Linked DNA regions of Homo sapiens: region 2 is linked to region 1. The links are chromatin loops, found by intact Hi-C in ENCODE. Cell type or tissue: psoas muscle. All regions are shown on one strand. Each heading gives the region's core, and the rest is flanking DNA. Links, peaks and the distances in the headings are about the cores only.

The links. A loop is a pair of places that touch in the nucleus more often than their neighbours do. Peaks named below come from ENCODE experiments on the same cell type or tissue, not always from the same donor. Only the 100,000 strongest peaks of a DNase experiment are listed, where the experiment ranks them.
Region 2: it touches region 1 in a loop (2.5-fold over the local background); 9 of 110 quality-filtered maps call a loop at or near these places.

What each region holds. Positions count from the first base shown.
Region 1 is chr6:15,248,881-15,260,136 of GRCh38, reverse strand. All of the region lies in intron 1 of JARID2 (jumonji and AT-rich interaction domain containing 2), which reads right to left. Among named protein-coding and RNA genes, the nearest start is that of JARID2-AS1, 5.8 kb to the right of the region's middle. RefSeq lists enhancers at 5,620-5,689, 7,722-8,497, 10,186-11,027 and a silencer at 11,216-11,256. In psoas muscle, for the core only: a CTCF peak has its summit at 5,992 (motif pointing left); no DNase peak of the experiment used is centred there; H3K27ac peaks cover 5,000 bases.
Region 2 is chr6:15,471,897-15,476,896 of GRCh38, reverse strand. All of the region lies in intron 5 of JARID2 (jumonji and AT-rich interaction domain containing 2), which reads right to left. Among named protein-coding and RNA genes, the nearest start is that of DTNBP1-AS1, 72 kb to the left of the region's middle. RefSeq lists an enhancer at 2,261-3,460. In psoas muscle, for the core only: no CTCF peak of the experiment used is centred there; no DNase peak of the experiment used is centred there; H3K4me3 peaks cover 377 bases; H3K27ac peaks cover 4,734 bases.

The DNA.
Region 1 (11,256 bases), core at 2,976-7,975:
ACTCGAAGATGTAATCATCACTGGGGATTACTTTCATGCATCTTTAAAATTCTTTCAGATTAAAAGATCTGTCAGAGTGTCAATACCAATACTATTAAGCAAAACTTGCCTTTACTTAAAGTTTTAGGTCAAGACCTCAAACCAAAAGCAAAAACACTGCCAGGCCCAAACACTGCTGCATTGAGATGAATGAACAACTACTCTGCTGTCCACAGTTTAATCTGACTGTCCCTTTTTTGCATTTGGAAAGTGAACTTGAGTCAGATCTAAGTAAAAATTATTTGCTCCTGGAATGACAGCTCATCGTGGCTTTAAAATCCTTTTTTAGAATGAGGGGCATAAATACATAAATATATAAAAGTAACCCCCATCAAAAAAATGTAACCAGCTAGGAGTCCCAGTGAGAAGGCTGAACAGTGGTTAAAACTGAACGTTAACCAAACCCCACTAAAATAACCTCATCTCCCCAACATACCCATCTAACCCCTGTCCTAAGTGCAGATGAGCGAGCCCTAGCAAACATTTTATGATCTTCAAAAGATTAAGAAGCCAAGTCCACCATTCTTTTGGCATCTCTCAAAGCCAGTGGCATTTGCCACTCCAAATCATCAGTTTGAGAAGGAGATGTGGCATTGTGTATAGGGTCCAGCCTGGTGCTGTCACAGCTCTGGGAAGGCAAGACCATGCAACCAAGCCCTTCAAGGCAGATGAAAACCATGTGCTACCAATTTGACTGGGACTCCAGACCATGACTCCTTATTAAATGCCTTCTATTCACATCAGCTCTTTCATCCTCCAACATCAAGACATTATTACAAGCTGAAAATAGAACAAACAGAGCTTTAGTGCTCTGGGCAGTGTAAGAATGGAAAAGGAGGCAATTTAGGTAAAACCAAGTGTTAGGTTCCACCTCATCTCTAAGGGTACATCTTGCCTGGAGAATAAAAGGCAGGCAAAGTAGTTCATTCAAAAGTATGCAAAAAAGTCATGCTGCTTCTTAGTCACACTGTGAACACTACCCTCATCCTCACAAACCAGGGAAGGCAGAGGGAAGATAAAAATCCCATCCATCCAAAAATATGTCTGGGTGTAAAGAGACTCACACTGCATTTTTCCATAAGTTAGGAAGAAAAACCAAGCCTTGGTGAGAAGGAAAGGTGCTAAGCACCCTTATTATCTGAATTTCTATCCTCTTCCTCGAACAACTGGGATATACTATAATCAGCACAGATGACCCAGAAACAGTTTCCTCTTCAATCTTGCACTTGGAGAATTACAGCCACAAGAATCTGTAAGACTTATAATAACATGGTCTAAATAGTCACAGTTGGTGTTCTGCTGTTTTGTTTTGTTTTGAGACAGGATCTTACTCTGTTGCCCAGGCTGGAGTGCAGTGGCGCAATCTCGGCTCACTGCAACCTCTGCCTCCTGGGTTCAAGCAATTCTCCTGCCTCAGCCTCCCAAGTAGCTGGGATTACAGGCGCTTGCCACCACACCTGGCTAATTTTTGTATTTTCAGTAGAGACAGGTTTTCACCATGTTAGTCAGGCTGGCCTCAAACTCCTGACCTTGTGATCCGCCCGCCTTGGCCTCCCAAAGTGCTGGGATTACAGGTGTGAGCCACCACGTCCGGCTATAGTCACAGTTCATAAAGCACTTCACACTTTAACATTTGATTCAGCCTCCCACAAAATGACCTTGAGAGGCCAATAATGAAGGCACAATTCTCCCCCTTTCAAAGATGAAGAAACTGAGACCTGGAGAGGTGAAGTGATCTACCCAAGATGACAGAGCAGAGATCCTCAACTTCAGACTGACTCCAAAGCCAGTGCTCTCCTCCCATTGTTTCACATCCCTGCTGCCAACTAAACTGTAAATGCCCCTCAGACAAGGGCAATGTCGTATTTTCAAACTCCCAACACAGTGTCAGAACATGGTAAGCAACCAAAAAATGCCAGCTGTATTTAACTGAACAGTCTTCCAAGCCACAGCCCAAAGGGATCTTCGTAAATATACAAAGCCCACCTCACAAACAAGGCTGAGATCACATATGAAAACAATGTGATTGGGGGTCATCTTTATTACTTAAGTATCTCTATGTCCTCACAACAAAAAGCATTTCATACATATAAGAATAAGAACATCATTGTACAATTACCCAAGGCTCTCCCTTTCCCTTCCCTTCTGGAGCTGTTCTGACTAATAACACATTGTGTTCTTAGAGCAATTTTGTTTTACAAAGTGCTTTCACATATCTTATCTCATTTAGTTCTAAATGCCCTGAGAGAGGACACAGGAAGAAAATAGAAACTTAAATAAAACTCAACTGACATCTTTACTACTTGTTACAAATGCCTGTATTGTTTTTTAAAAGCCAACAAACCAACCAACCCGCTGGCCTAACGTGTACTACCTGTGGGACTGTAAATTAGTATAGCCTCTCTCCAAGAAAGCAATGTACTAGGAAAGATCAAAACGTAAATACGGGCACTTCTAAGTCAGTAATTTCACAGTAAGAATTTAGAGTTGAGTGCAAACAGACACGTGCAAAGCAGGCTGCATGCATCATTTTGTACAACAGCCCCAAATCTGTGAAAAACCCATCCCGAAGAGATGAGTCAAGAAAATAGTGGTAACTATCAACCAACGGCCTTGAAGCCATTAAAAATCACTGTCTTTGATTACCATGACAAGTTATAAATGCAAACAGGAGGTAACAAAAATACAGCACTTAAAGAGTATGGCCCATATATATAAAACTGTATGTGCAAGTAGAGGAATGTCCAGTATGTGATTTCAATGATTTCTATCTTTTGAGTACTTGTCTGATTTGAATCACTTCTTATTAAGCAAAAAAGGCCATCTGCACAACAGTAAAATGCTATTGGCTTAATTAGGTATGGGGATTACACGTGGATTTTATTTTTCCATGAAAATGAATCAATTACTGCAGTTACCATGAATAACTGAAAATCCCCCTGAAAAGAAAAGTATTTCCAAAGGCAGTAACAGAGAGGGCCTTCTACTGTATCAGGACCTGGATTTCATGCCCCAGCTGTGTCTGATAAAATATGCGACCACAAGCAGGTCACTTTACAACAGTACTAGAAACCTCAGGAATTCTCAACTATAAAATTATAGCGTCCAAAATTGTGATCAGTTAAGTCTATCTTTTTGCACTAGATTCATACCGATTCCCTCCCACTACTAAGTAGTACTCGAAATACTCCACCAAACTTGAACTCAAATATTCCTAGAATGTATACTATGTATTAGACATTAACATTGACCTACAATGACATAAATTCAGCCCCTACTCTTGTGGGGTTAATAGGGTGAGAGACATGTAAGCAAATAACTCCAGCACCTAAAAATAAAGTGCGAGGAGACCAGCCAACAGGGAGAAAGAGCCTGGCTCTGCCAGACGGGGTGAACAGGGTGACAGGCTTCAGACAAACACGGTGGGCTCCTCAGGCAATCCATTCACCAAGCAAGTAGAGGAATAAAATGCTGGGCTCAGCTGAAGCCCCGGATGTGTGAAGTGGATGGGTGGCAGGATAAGCCCAGAGTACATCAAGAAGGGCTGGGAACAAAGTTGGTTTAGATTCGATCCTGAGGACCAGAGAGCCACTAAAGAATTGTGTTCACATCATAATCAGATTTTTAATTTCAAGGACTATGTCTTCTTTAAACATCTTCGTGCACAGATTCAGTGCCACTCCAGTCTTAATTCTCAATCTATCCCTCTTTCCAATTCACCATCCAGGTGTATTTAGGAGTCAAGTGTTGGCTAATATAGGACAGAGGTAGAAGGTGATTACATCACCTTCTAATCCGTAAAGCCTTGTTCTGTTTCCCAATGTGCATCTGCTACTTGCTATCAGCTTGCTTTATTAAGAATCAAAGTGCAGAATTCATTTGATTCATTTATATCTGAGTCAGCTAGGAAGGCCGCCGGCAGGCCTGATGTCTCCAGGTTGGTGATTTCCAACTGGGTAATAATACCTTGAGCATTTGTGCAGCAGTATGCAGTTTACAAAGTGCTTTCACATCAAAAATTCCCCTGCCTCTCCCAGCAACAAGCCTGTGAAGTGCATGAAATAAGTTGTCCAGATGAGGAAATAGCTCAGCGAGGTTGTATAGCCTGCCTGGAGTCACACAGCCAGTTTAACACAAGGCCAAACTTGAAGTAGGCTCACATTCCCAACCTTGTCCATTACTGCAGAGGTACCCCATATATTCACAAGCCTGTCCAAATCTGAGGCATTTCATTACTTAGGTCCATTTAGTAGCAGTAATAAGGCATATACACAAAGCACAAAAGTCTGCTGCTTAACAGAATAAGCATTCACTCAGCCCCCTTCTGCAAACCTATAGAAGGACTAAATGCAAGAAACACATGCTCAGCCCTAATCCCTTCTCATTTCCTCCTGGCACCTGTTTCTGCCCCCACAGGCACCAAACACTCTAACAGCTGGCTGAAACCGAGAGAGAACCAACAGATAATACACTACCACTTCAGACCAAGCTCTCACCAAAATGGTGGCTGGGAAATAATGGAGACAGAACCACCAAGATTTTAAGAGATCAATAAACTGGGTGTCAGAAGATCTCCCACATTCTCCTGTCCCAGTAAACCAGGTCTCCAGGTAGACAAGAGTCACACAACCTATCCTTTTCACTCCTCCTCCTCACCTCCCCCGAAAAAAAGTTACTGTTAAGAATTCCTAATTGGGCCAGGCGCAGTGGCTCACGCCTGTAATCCCAGCACTTTGGGAGGCTGAGGCGGGCTGATCACAAGGTCAAGAGATAGAGACCATCCTGGCCAACAGGGTGAAACCCCGTCTCTACTAAAAATACAAAAATTAGCTGGGCATGGTCGTGTGTGCCTGTAGTCCCAGCTACTCGAGAGGATGAGGCAGGAAAATGAGATAGCGCCACTGTACTCCAGCCTGGCAACAAAGTGAGACTCGTCTCAAAAAAAAAAAAAAAAAAAAAGAATTCCTAGTTTACCAATGTGTATGACGGAAGACTCTTACTGGGAGTATGGAGGGGCAAAACTGTGGTTACACAGTGGTTGTTTTTGTGTGTTTTTGTGGTGTTTTTTTTTTGTTTTTTGTTTTGTTTTTTTTGGAGACAGAGTCTCACTCACCTCACTGCAACCTCCATCCTCCTCAAGTAATTCTCCTGCCTCGGCCTTCCAAGTAGCTGGGATTACAGGTGCCCACCACCACGCCTGGCTAACTTTTTTGCATTTTTAGTAGAGACGGAGTTTCACCATGTTGGCCAGGCTAGTCTAGAACTCCTGACCTGAAGTGATCCGCTCACCTCGGCCTTCGAAAGTGCTGGGATTACGGGCATGAGCCACCGCGCCCGGCCCTGTGGCTATGTATTTTGTTAACCTTCTAGGAGCATGGTAAATAAACACTGCTGTTGATAATATTTCAGTGTTCACTGGCCTTCCTCTTCATGGGTGGTGGAGCTTGACAGACTTACAAAATTAGAACTTAAAATCCAATTGAGACCTTTTAGGCAGCACCAGCTCTCAAGAATAGCTCTCAAAAACTTCTACCAGTAGGGTTCCTCTTTCTCTAACACCCGCATCTGTCCCATGATTATGTAAGTAATCATGTATAATGTTCCCATTACTCACACCGCCTCATTAACACATCTGGACAGCCTTTGTTTAATGGATGGCCCAGCCCCTAGTGAGGACTGAGGGCATATGATTTCCCCAGTGCTCCATGGTCCCCTAAGCCTCAAAGTCAGGGGCAATGATACAAGTACAAGAAAAAGTCAACAGCCCTGGGAAATCAAACTGGTTCCTGCAAGTCTGGAGAACTGCAGCCCACACTGGGCCTCAGATACACCCAAGAATGTGGTGGGGGCATTTGTAAAACTAGAAGAGCACAAACCATCCAGTCCCAAGGGACACGGGATGTCAGTCTTCCAATGATGACTCAAAGAGACAGCCAGCTGGGTATAAGGGGGTAGCTCCACCAACTGGTTCTTCAAAAAACAACAAATACAAACATGCAGGGAAGACGGACACTTCTGACAAAACTGCCCTCCCTTCCAACTTTCCCAAGCAAAAAGCCTCTCCAAAGGCTGCCAACAGTCCCTTTTACAACCTTTTCTTCTCCCCTTTTTGGGGCTCCACTGATCGTTCATGTTACTTCTATGTCCTCTGAACTCAAAAGGGGGGAGCAAATTCAGAAAACTAACCATCTGACTGGTTTTTCACCTTACTTGTCTCATCTATAAAATGGACTCAAAAACCCCTTTTCTCAGACAAACTCACAATGTAGGCGGTTATTTCAGAATTGACTGAGTCCTCTCTTCACAATCCCGTTAAGAGAAGTGGGTGTTGTGTCGTCATCTGGAGGTGTTTTCTATAATCCATGCTTTTCTGGGACATTTCTTCAAATGGAAAAAAGAACCCCAGTAGAGGTGGGCAGCACCCTTAAAATAGTAAAATCTGTGGCAAGACAAACTGTGGTACAAGTGTAAAAAAAAAACCAGAAACCCAGAGTGGTAGTCGAGCTGCCAGTCGCTGCTCACGCAGGAATGATCTATACTTTGCCCTCTGGAACAATCTGCGTGGGCTCTTTCCTACAGCCTAAGAGAGCAAGAAAGACAAAAGCCACCTGCAAGAAGTGACAGGAACAGGAAGTCCTGGAAACATGAGTCTTCCACCAAGAGCAAAATGACAGGTCAGCTCCACTTTCGATAATTTTATTCTGAATCAGAACTGCATTTTAAAAATCCTTATTTGGCCAGGCACGGTGGCTCACGCCTGTAATTCCAACACTTTGGGAGGCTGAGGTGGGCAGATCATGAGGTCAGGAGTTCAATACCAGCCTGGCCAACATAGTGAAACCCCGTCTTTACTAAAAATACAAAAATGAGCCGGGTGTGGTGGCACACGCTGGTTAGTCCCAGCTACTCGGGAGGCTGAGGCGGGAGAATAGCTTGAACCCAGGAGCTGGAGGCTGCAGTGAACAGAGACCACGCCACTGCACTCCAGCCTGGGTGAGAGAGAGAGACTCCTCTGTCTCAAAAAAAAAAATCCTTATTAAAAAAACCTGAAGCTGGCAGAAGGTTATAGGATTGTCTGAAGTCCCAAGAAAGATTAAAACCTAGAAGGATAATGAGAATAAAATCTCGCTCACTCTTCTTCTACAAAAATGTAGACAGATACCACGGAGTTCTCACCTCCTAGAATAAAAGATGCCTGCAAGGGTGAGGCAAGTATGGAAAAGGTTTATGGACAAAAGGAATCAGAAAAACAAAGACTGGGGGCCTGGAAAAGCAATTGAGGCTTGTCTTAGGGAGTCACAGGATATAAAGAGTACAGTTATCTGGAGGACGGAAAAAAAACGAAAGATAATTGAGCACATGAAAAAACAGATTCATTTGGTTTCATTTTTATTAACAGGTAAGGCTTAAGGATTTAAAATGGAACAGACCTTCCACAATATCTCATAAGTAAAACAATATATAATTAAAGTTGCCAGATTACAAGATAGAAGCTTCTGAACTCCATGAATTAGGTGCAAAATTACTAATCTTTCTGCTCCCTGCCACTCAGTAAATGGCACAATTATTTTAACTCCAAAAGTAATACAATCACCTCAGTAGGACTACTTTAAACTGATCCACACTTTACATGTTACATGGCATGAAGCAGACAGGGAGTCCAGTTTAGCATGCGGGGATTAAGGCTAAACACAGTTGGAAGCACTCTTATCAGAGATGACAAGAACCAGAAGTTGGTTAGTTAATGGGAACAAGTTTGTTAGATAACAAACAATTTTTAAAAAAAAAAGGTATTCCCTAACATTTTGTATTAACTGACAGACAAATCTACTTTTAATTACGGTTTTTTTGATATGAGGCCATGGGTCTTCTTTCTGAGCTTAAGTCTCTGAACGTTCTGTTGTTCTACATTATGCTGTTTTGATTGTTGGGGAAGTCTGGGCATAACTGAAGTTTGGTTCTTAAAAGGGAATCACTTGCAAAGCAATGTGTGTGGACAGTCCTTTCAGATTTTCCCAAACATCTTAAAAATGTCTGGCCCACATTTTTTTTTGAATGGAGTCTCACTCTTTTGCCCAGGCTGGAACGCAGTGGCAGGATCTCAGCTCACTGCAACCTCCGCCTCCCAGGTTCAAGCGGCTCACTGCAACCTCCGCCTCCCAGGTTCAAGCGGCTCACCGCAACCTCCGCCTCCTGGGTTCAAGTAATTCTGCTGCCTCAGCCTCCCGAGTAGCTGGGATTACAGGCATGCGCCACCATGCCCGGGTAATTTTTGTATTTTTAGTAGAGACGGGGTTTCACCATGTTGGTCAGGCTGGGCTTGAACTCCTGACCCTCATGATCCGCCCACCTCAGCCTCCCAAAGTGCTGGGATTACAGGCATGAGCCACCACGCTCTTTTTCACACTGTTTCAAGGTTGACATAATACTTAACTGTAATTACAATAATAAGCCCAACTGGAATAACCAGATTTGGGAACAAACAACTGACACTTGGCAAGACTTCTGGGTGAAAGCCAAAGGGGACAGAGGTACATCCCAGAGGTGGCCAGGACCTGTATCCTGGGATATCAGTCAGGACATACTGCAGCCAACAGGGCAAGCAGGATGGGTAGACAAAAGGTGGTTAGTAGAGCTGCTACTACTGTAATCCTGGGGGAGACGTGGACCAGTAACATCAGGATGATCAGAGCAATGCAGCCAGAATTCAGACAATGTCAGGAGTGTGAGTCCTCACACCATCATGAGCAAGGGCAAACCACTAGCTTAAAAATGTTCAGCTGGCTGGGTGCAGTGGCTCACGCCTGTAATCCCAGCACTTTGGGAGGCCAAGGCGGGCAGATCACCTGAGGTCAGGAGTTCAAGACCAGCTAGGCCAATATGGTGAAATGAAACTCCATCTCTACTAAAATACAAAAATTAGCCGGACATGATAGGGGGTGCCTGTAATCCCACCTACTCGGGAGGCTGAGACAGGAGAATCGATTGAACCCGGAAGACAGTGGTTGCAGTGAGGAACCACTGCGTTCCAGCCTGGGTGGCTGAGCAAGACCCTGTCTCAAAAAAAAAAGGAAACAAAAAAACAAATGCTCTCTAGGTTAGCCTTCACCAAGTGTTTTAACGAACTACGCTTTTAATATGACATTCTCGTGTCTTCTCTGAAAAAAAAAAAAAAGTTCCATTTTGAAGGTAACAGACACCAATTATATACTCCAAAAGATTGTCTTGTTCTGAAGGAGGAAAGTTTAACATTTGGAGTACGGTATATATTAACACTGGAGTTATTTCCAAGGCACTTGGAAGTGCGTCAATAGCCTTCAGCCCAGCAACAGGGACTGGTTTAACCCACTATGAGGAAACAGGCATTACCGAGTACCAAATAATTCTAGTTGTCTATTTGGGCCAGTGGCTACAGGGACACACAAGTTAGGTATTAGCCTACTGTAAAATAATATAACCTGGATAATAAACCAAGTTGGATTACTTGTCGACATAATTTTTCTTTCAAATTTTAGTGACACTTTGGACTTCATTGTGTCTTCCTTCCATACTGTCCCTGTACAGTGATAGGAGCTAAACTGCCACTGCCCTGCACCTAAGTAACACAGAGCAAGATTTTCCACTACTAGAAACAAGTAACTGAAAAGCCACGTAAACATCCCAGGAAAGAAAAAATACAGCAATAAAATAACGTGCAAATTTCCCCACCACCCCACCAACTGTAAAATAACGTGACTGAACAATTTGTGATGAATAAGTTTTAAAACAAAAAACCTCATAAATCCAACCACTGTATATTTTGTGTTCTTCCTACTTTTTTCTTTGTAATTTTACGTAGTTGTAATTATAGTAAATCCTTTTGAAGCTTATAACAAAAACTTTTTCCAATTTTTAAATCATACACTTTCAAATCAGAAAATTAGATACTTAAAACTTACAGCCTAGTGGTACAAATTCTGCTTGAGCTGTCCTAGAAAATCAAACTGGCAATTTGTTTTCATGCTAACTACAGGAATTACTATCTTCATAAGGCAGAGATTCTCTATTTCAAACTGATACCTGATCAAATAGTGGTGAAGCCCCAGTATCCTATCTGTTATTCTCCCTAGGAATAACCAGGCAGTGGAATGATGGAAACGGCAGAAAATATCTCTAGAGCAAAACATGCAACTGTTTTTATTGTCCAAGTCGATTGGGGCTTTCAAAGGCAAATGTTTTCAGTTATTTAAGGTATTGCAGTGGGAGTCGTGCTCAACACAATTAAGACAGGATTACACTGCAACTTATGAGTTTCTCAAGGACATCATTTATTACGAAATATAACAATCATTTCTCCCAAAGCCTACTATCGACAATCGCACCCCCAACTCTGCTTTGCTAAGGTAATAAACTAAATGGCAACTCAGCAGGCATCCCGGGCTTTTGAGACCAATTGTGGGAAACGTGCTGCCTTCCACCAGCTCAAGTAATAATGCCACCTTACTTATAAAGAGGCATACTGTTTTACATCTTCCATGCACATGATCTTTTCAGTGACTTAGTTAAGTGGCAATGGCAGGTATTTTTCCATTTTACAAAAGAGAAAACAGAACGCCAGCCTCTGGTTTCCCTGCTCAGAAGAACTAAGCCCAGAGCACCTTGAGACTTAAAGGAGTCCTGTGCTCTTCTCAGTACATTTATCAATGACAAGTCTTCCTTTGGTCCAGCCCCCCAAAATAACAGTCAGTAGGTACAGAGCCGGCACAGCAAAGGAAAGCCCCCCCACCGTAGTACCACAAAGCTTCCAGAAAGAGCAACAGTTGCTGCTGTGCAGCATCATCATGAAAGGCATCCGGCCACATCCTGCTGAAGCACCCCTAACACGACTTCAAGTGACAAGGTGGCCAAATCCACAACGCGGTCCTCCAACAAAGCACAGCTTTCCCTGAATACTTTCATTTCTTTACATAAGCACTGGAGAGGGGACACATGCACCACGCTAGTAATGCAACACCATCAGGAGACCTGGAACAGAGGAAGTGAAAACATTCCTGCAGAAAGGAGGCGCCTCCTCCCCGCTCCCCGCTTCCCAAGTGGCATCAGAACAGGGTCCAGTGGCACTCCTTTGGGGACCTACGGCTCCCCGGCCCTCACCTGGTGGGAAGCGCGACGCTCCGGAGCGGAAGGCAGAGGCCGAGCGCATCTTCCTCCTCTTCCTCCTCCCACGCCGCAGCCCGG
Region 2 (5,000 bases), core at 1-5,000, 220 kb before region 1:
CTTACCCCCTGGAAAAAATAACCAATTATGAGAGCTTAAGAAAAATCTAGGCATCTCAAATATCAACTTGTAATATAAATACCCATGAAGCAGTGTTCTGATTGTGTTATTTGGTTTCCAAATAGTCATTACCTAAGGGCTCCATTTTTAGAATCATTTGAGATTCTGTATATGGAAGAGTATTTTGGAAACTCTGATGTGCTATTGAAATAGAAGTTGCTGGAAGCATTGTTATTGTAACCCTTGAGTGCTAACCCAAGGTTAAAAGCTCATGTGATGCTGTCCAAATCATTTCAGATTATATATTTTAATAAATCCATTTCCATTAGGATGTTCAGTGGATTACAAATGAGCACATTAGAGTCCTGTGTAATGTTTGCAAAACAAAACATCTGCCTGGGGACAGCAGGCTCTTGCAGGAAACTACTGGCATCAGGACTCCTGCTCGGAGGAAGAAGGGTACAGTCTCAGGCCCATGTGGAAGCTGATGGCAGGACACTGTGGATGGTGTGTGTGTCCTCTCCTGCCACCTCTGCCATGAGGCCAGAGGTCCCGGCTCCATGACCAGAGCCACTCTGCTCTTTTGTGGAGAAACAAGATGAAACAGGACACCCCTGGCAGTCTGGGTTCTAGGTTCTTCAGCTAGCTGCTGAAATAAAGCTGTTCTCCTTGAAATGTGGCCTAATTAAAATATTGGCCAAACCCACCCCAGTGGTAAAGCATCAGTTTTCCATACTTTTGTTTTCTGTGTGTTTATCTCCCCACATTTCAGCAGGGGTGATCCCTCTGGGGAGGATACAGATGTTGCTAGATTTCCTGACACGCCTCAACAGCTCGAGCATACAAAATAGGGAAAAGCACAAATCTGATAAGAGAAATACCCTGTAATGGAAAAGTCACAAAACAACCAGCTTGCTCTCCCCTTTCGCTTGTGAAAGATTAACAATTCTGAGCAGTTGCTTGAATACACAATCGTGATGCCCTCACCCAGGTTCTCCCTGCAAGAAAACCTATTTTAAGACCTGTGCCTTCTTCACCCAAGTCAGAAACCAAAAGGACACGAAGATCATCTGCCTCTATATTTGAATGTTTTCAAAAAATGAGGGAGTAAAACTGAGGTGTGAGGAGGGAAGACTGAGCTCTCACCTTCTTAACTAACTATATCCAAACCGTTCTTTCCATGCAGCCAGAGAACTTATTTTCATCTAAAAGCACAGCTCGTGTTTTGCTTCTATTCACCAAGGCACTCCAAAATCAGGGAACAGGGGTAAGGGCAGAGCATCACAGCTTCCTGAGGTCGCAGGTGCAGCACGGCCTGGCTCAGGTGCCTTGTCTCATGGCACAATGTGGGGCTAGTGGGTTTATGTTGAAGAACAGGTGGTAGGCGATTATGCAAGAGAAAATGCTAGTTGCACGGCGAAGCGAGGACCTGGGCCTCCCTGGCAGTTCCACAGCACCTGATGTGGCCTGAGATGTGGTGCTCTCCAGGACTCTTTCCTCTGTCTGCAGTTCAGAAGAGGCCTTCTTCAGGTTCAGAAAATTGCTAACCTCTTTTCTGACAGCACCTGCACCTGCAGAGCTCCAAGCTTCATTAGATTTGCAAGGCACTGGTGCCTGATTGCCTTTTTATTGCAAGGAACCCTCTATAGGAAGATCTGTTTCATTTTATATTATGTCACATTTAAATAAATACTCCCTTTGATGACTGATGGATACTCATAATGAAATCCCATTATAAGAAATTTCTAGGAATTCCGCTCTAAACTTACAGAGAAATGGACCTCAGTGAAATTTTGCAGGAAAGAACTTTTAGCTGCCATGGGAACTGTTGCCAACATTTGATCTGTATTTATTACACATGAAAACAAAGCTCTAGGTGATCCCAGCAGTCTGACCACTTGGAGGATTCTTGTGTAAACGACTGGTGTCAACCGGGATTATTACTGACTTTCAGCAACTCAGCCTTTGCTTGGAGGATGCAACAGTACACCAGTTTTCCTAAGGGTTATAAAAGAATGAAGAAAACAAAGTATAGATAGCAATGTAAATGGGGTTGAAGACACGGTGGGATATAAAAGTTTTAATCTGGACAAGTCACTATTATCTCAGGGAAAGAAGAATGGATTACAGGGACAAAATTTTAGTTGGGAACCTTCACCCAGCTGAATAGTGATCTTGGAAATGTCATTTTCCTTGAACATATAACAATGGCTGGCATCCACCATTAGAGATCTGAATGGCTCTACTGCTGCCCATGATACAGCCTCATTGTTTCCTTATGCTGGGATATAAATGAATCAATGACTGGACAAATTAATGCTAATCTACTCTATCATGCTGATTTCACAGAAGTAGAAATTAAGAATCAGAGAAGCTAAGTAAATACCTTGCCCAAGAACACACAAGCTAACGAGTAGCTAAAAAAAAAAAAAAAAAGGCATGCAACTAAGTTCCTGATGACTGTTCGATGGTGGCAAAGACATTCCTAAGAAATGAACAGACAAAAATGACAACAAATATGCATATTGAGCAACATGGCATTACAGTGTAATTTTAATCATCTAGAAATGGTTGAGGAAGTAGCAATGTTGGGCATGAGAATATTCCACAGCTGAGAATATTTAATTTTGAAAGACTGCTACACTTAGGTTTTTATCAATTTTGGATGAGATGATCAATAATTTCCTTCTCTACTGTTGAAAATAGTAACTTCAGAAATACTCTTAGGTTCAATTAGCACCTCTTGCCTGAGGGATTACTCCCAATATCACAAGTGTTTCCTTTAATAAACTGACGTCAGTTTGTTTCCTTGTCATCTGCCTTGATATAAAAGCGGATGTGAAATAGACTGGGGAAGGCAGCACAGCTAGCCAGCTACTGAGAGCTCAGTGTTCTTCTACAGTACTGCCTGAACCTGAGGCTGACATTAGCTTTCTTCAAAGCTGACTTTGGTTTCACGAAACCACCATGTTCCCCCGGGTCATTTGAAATCGGAGGAGCATTCCAAGTGGCCTGTATATTACTAAGCTGGCTTTATTCCATTCCCTCCACTGGCGTCATAAGGAAGCACTGACATCCTGTGGATTGTTACTCTTTGGCTTCCAAGGCCATTCAAGCCATGTGGCAACAGCAGGAAGGACTCTGCAGAGACCTATATCCCAGGTAGTGGCTTGTGGGGATTTTTTCTTTTCATATGACTTCACAAAAGACTTGGTACTCGGATGCCTACAAAGGGACAACAAATACATAAAACCCATAAATATACACAAAAACTACAAAATGTCTTAATGGAGCCCCAACGATCACACCACCCCCCTCTTAAGGACCTTGGTATATGGGTGTGAGGTGGGTGGCAGGACACAAAGCGGGGGGGGGGGGGGGGCACGCACATCAGAAGACAAGGGAGACAAGTCACCCAGGTAGCATCACCAAGTGACAGGGAATGACAAAGATGAATGAGACACTGAAACCTGTTTCATCAGGAGAAACACACGTAAAGACCTGAATGTCTTCTGACGTTTCTGACAGATGTGCCAGGAGACATCATCTCCCATTAGCTCCTTGTGGGTAGATCCTATTGCCGTGTTCATCTGTGCTATCTTTCAGAGCGCTTACGTCAGCACAGGGGCTTACATTTTTCTCATTTATACAGAAGTTAATCTTATTTGATTTAGGAGAGAAAAGGTAACTCCATAAATGGTTAATATCATTCACCACTGTTAACATGGCAAAGATTCTATGATTATGTTTCAGCACTTATCACAATAAAATGAGTTTGAGCTCTCTCCAAATCCTCCACAAATACAGCAATTTCGGGAACATGTAAATATGAAATCTTTCCTAACACGGGTATTCACATTTGCTAAAAACTCACAAATTCTGTAGGAAAAATTCTAGTGGAGTTGGTTTCGTGCTTGTCTCTTTGACTTGCACAGGAAATGGAATTTTTCTGACCAGGTTAAGATCTAAAAAATGCCCAGGCATAGCAATAGAAAGAAAACCTCAGACTAAATAAGATTCAAACTTCCCTATGACGCTGCTGAAGAGCAATGAATTAAATTGCAGAGGGACATGCCCAGGAAGTGAGTGCCTGCTCAGGAACGGGCAGGCCTAACACAGACTGAACAGGGAAATGGCTGGTGACTCTGGACAACAGAATGGGACAGCAAGAAGGACTGCAGTCTGGACAGATCTAAATACAGGTCTCTTGGGCCTGCAACAATCCCCCCACCAAACTTCCCCTGAAGTTCAGGTGCAGGCAAACAGACTGCACAGCCCCATGGCTTCTCCCAAGATGGTAGTTCTGGGACTCTGCTGGGTTGAAATCAAAGAAAACCCATTCACAATTCAAATACGACATAATCAAAATGGTAGACACTTGGAGGTTGGGGGCAGGCCTAATCACAGATGACATCAATCTAATTAAAATTATAAGCCAGCTGCTCAGGGATGTGAGAAAGGCCTTTCAGTTTGGTTATCTACAAGTCTCAGAAAAGGAAGCACAGAAAGGTTTGTACATTTCAGTGAAGTTAGTCCCCTTACTAAGCTCAGCTGGTTTGGGTATGCTTCCTGCAGCTCCTCTATCTGATGCTGTGACTCTATTGTAAAAGAAAGGATGACAGAAGAGACAGGGCGGAAGAGGGACAGCAAGGAGGGCAAGGGCACAACTCAGAAACAGCAGTAGGAGGTGGGTGTGTCGGTGCTTACCCAAGACCACTCATTCCACCTAGTCTTCCCAGCCTGGAGCCAGGATTCACACTATCCTACCAGCCCCTCACCGAGAGACATCAAAATTCATGAGGGGACAAAAAAATCCCAACACTGTTCCTGGAAATATCTGAATTAACAGGCATTAAATTTTTAATTTTAAAATTAAAAAAATTTTTAAATAAAATTTTAAATTTTAAACAATAAAAAATGAAAAAGTAGAATCTCCTAAGATTTTTGAAACTCAGAAGTTCATCTGTGTAAATGCACAGAGATATGTATCTATAGATAGT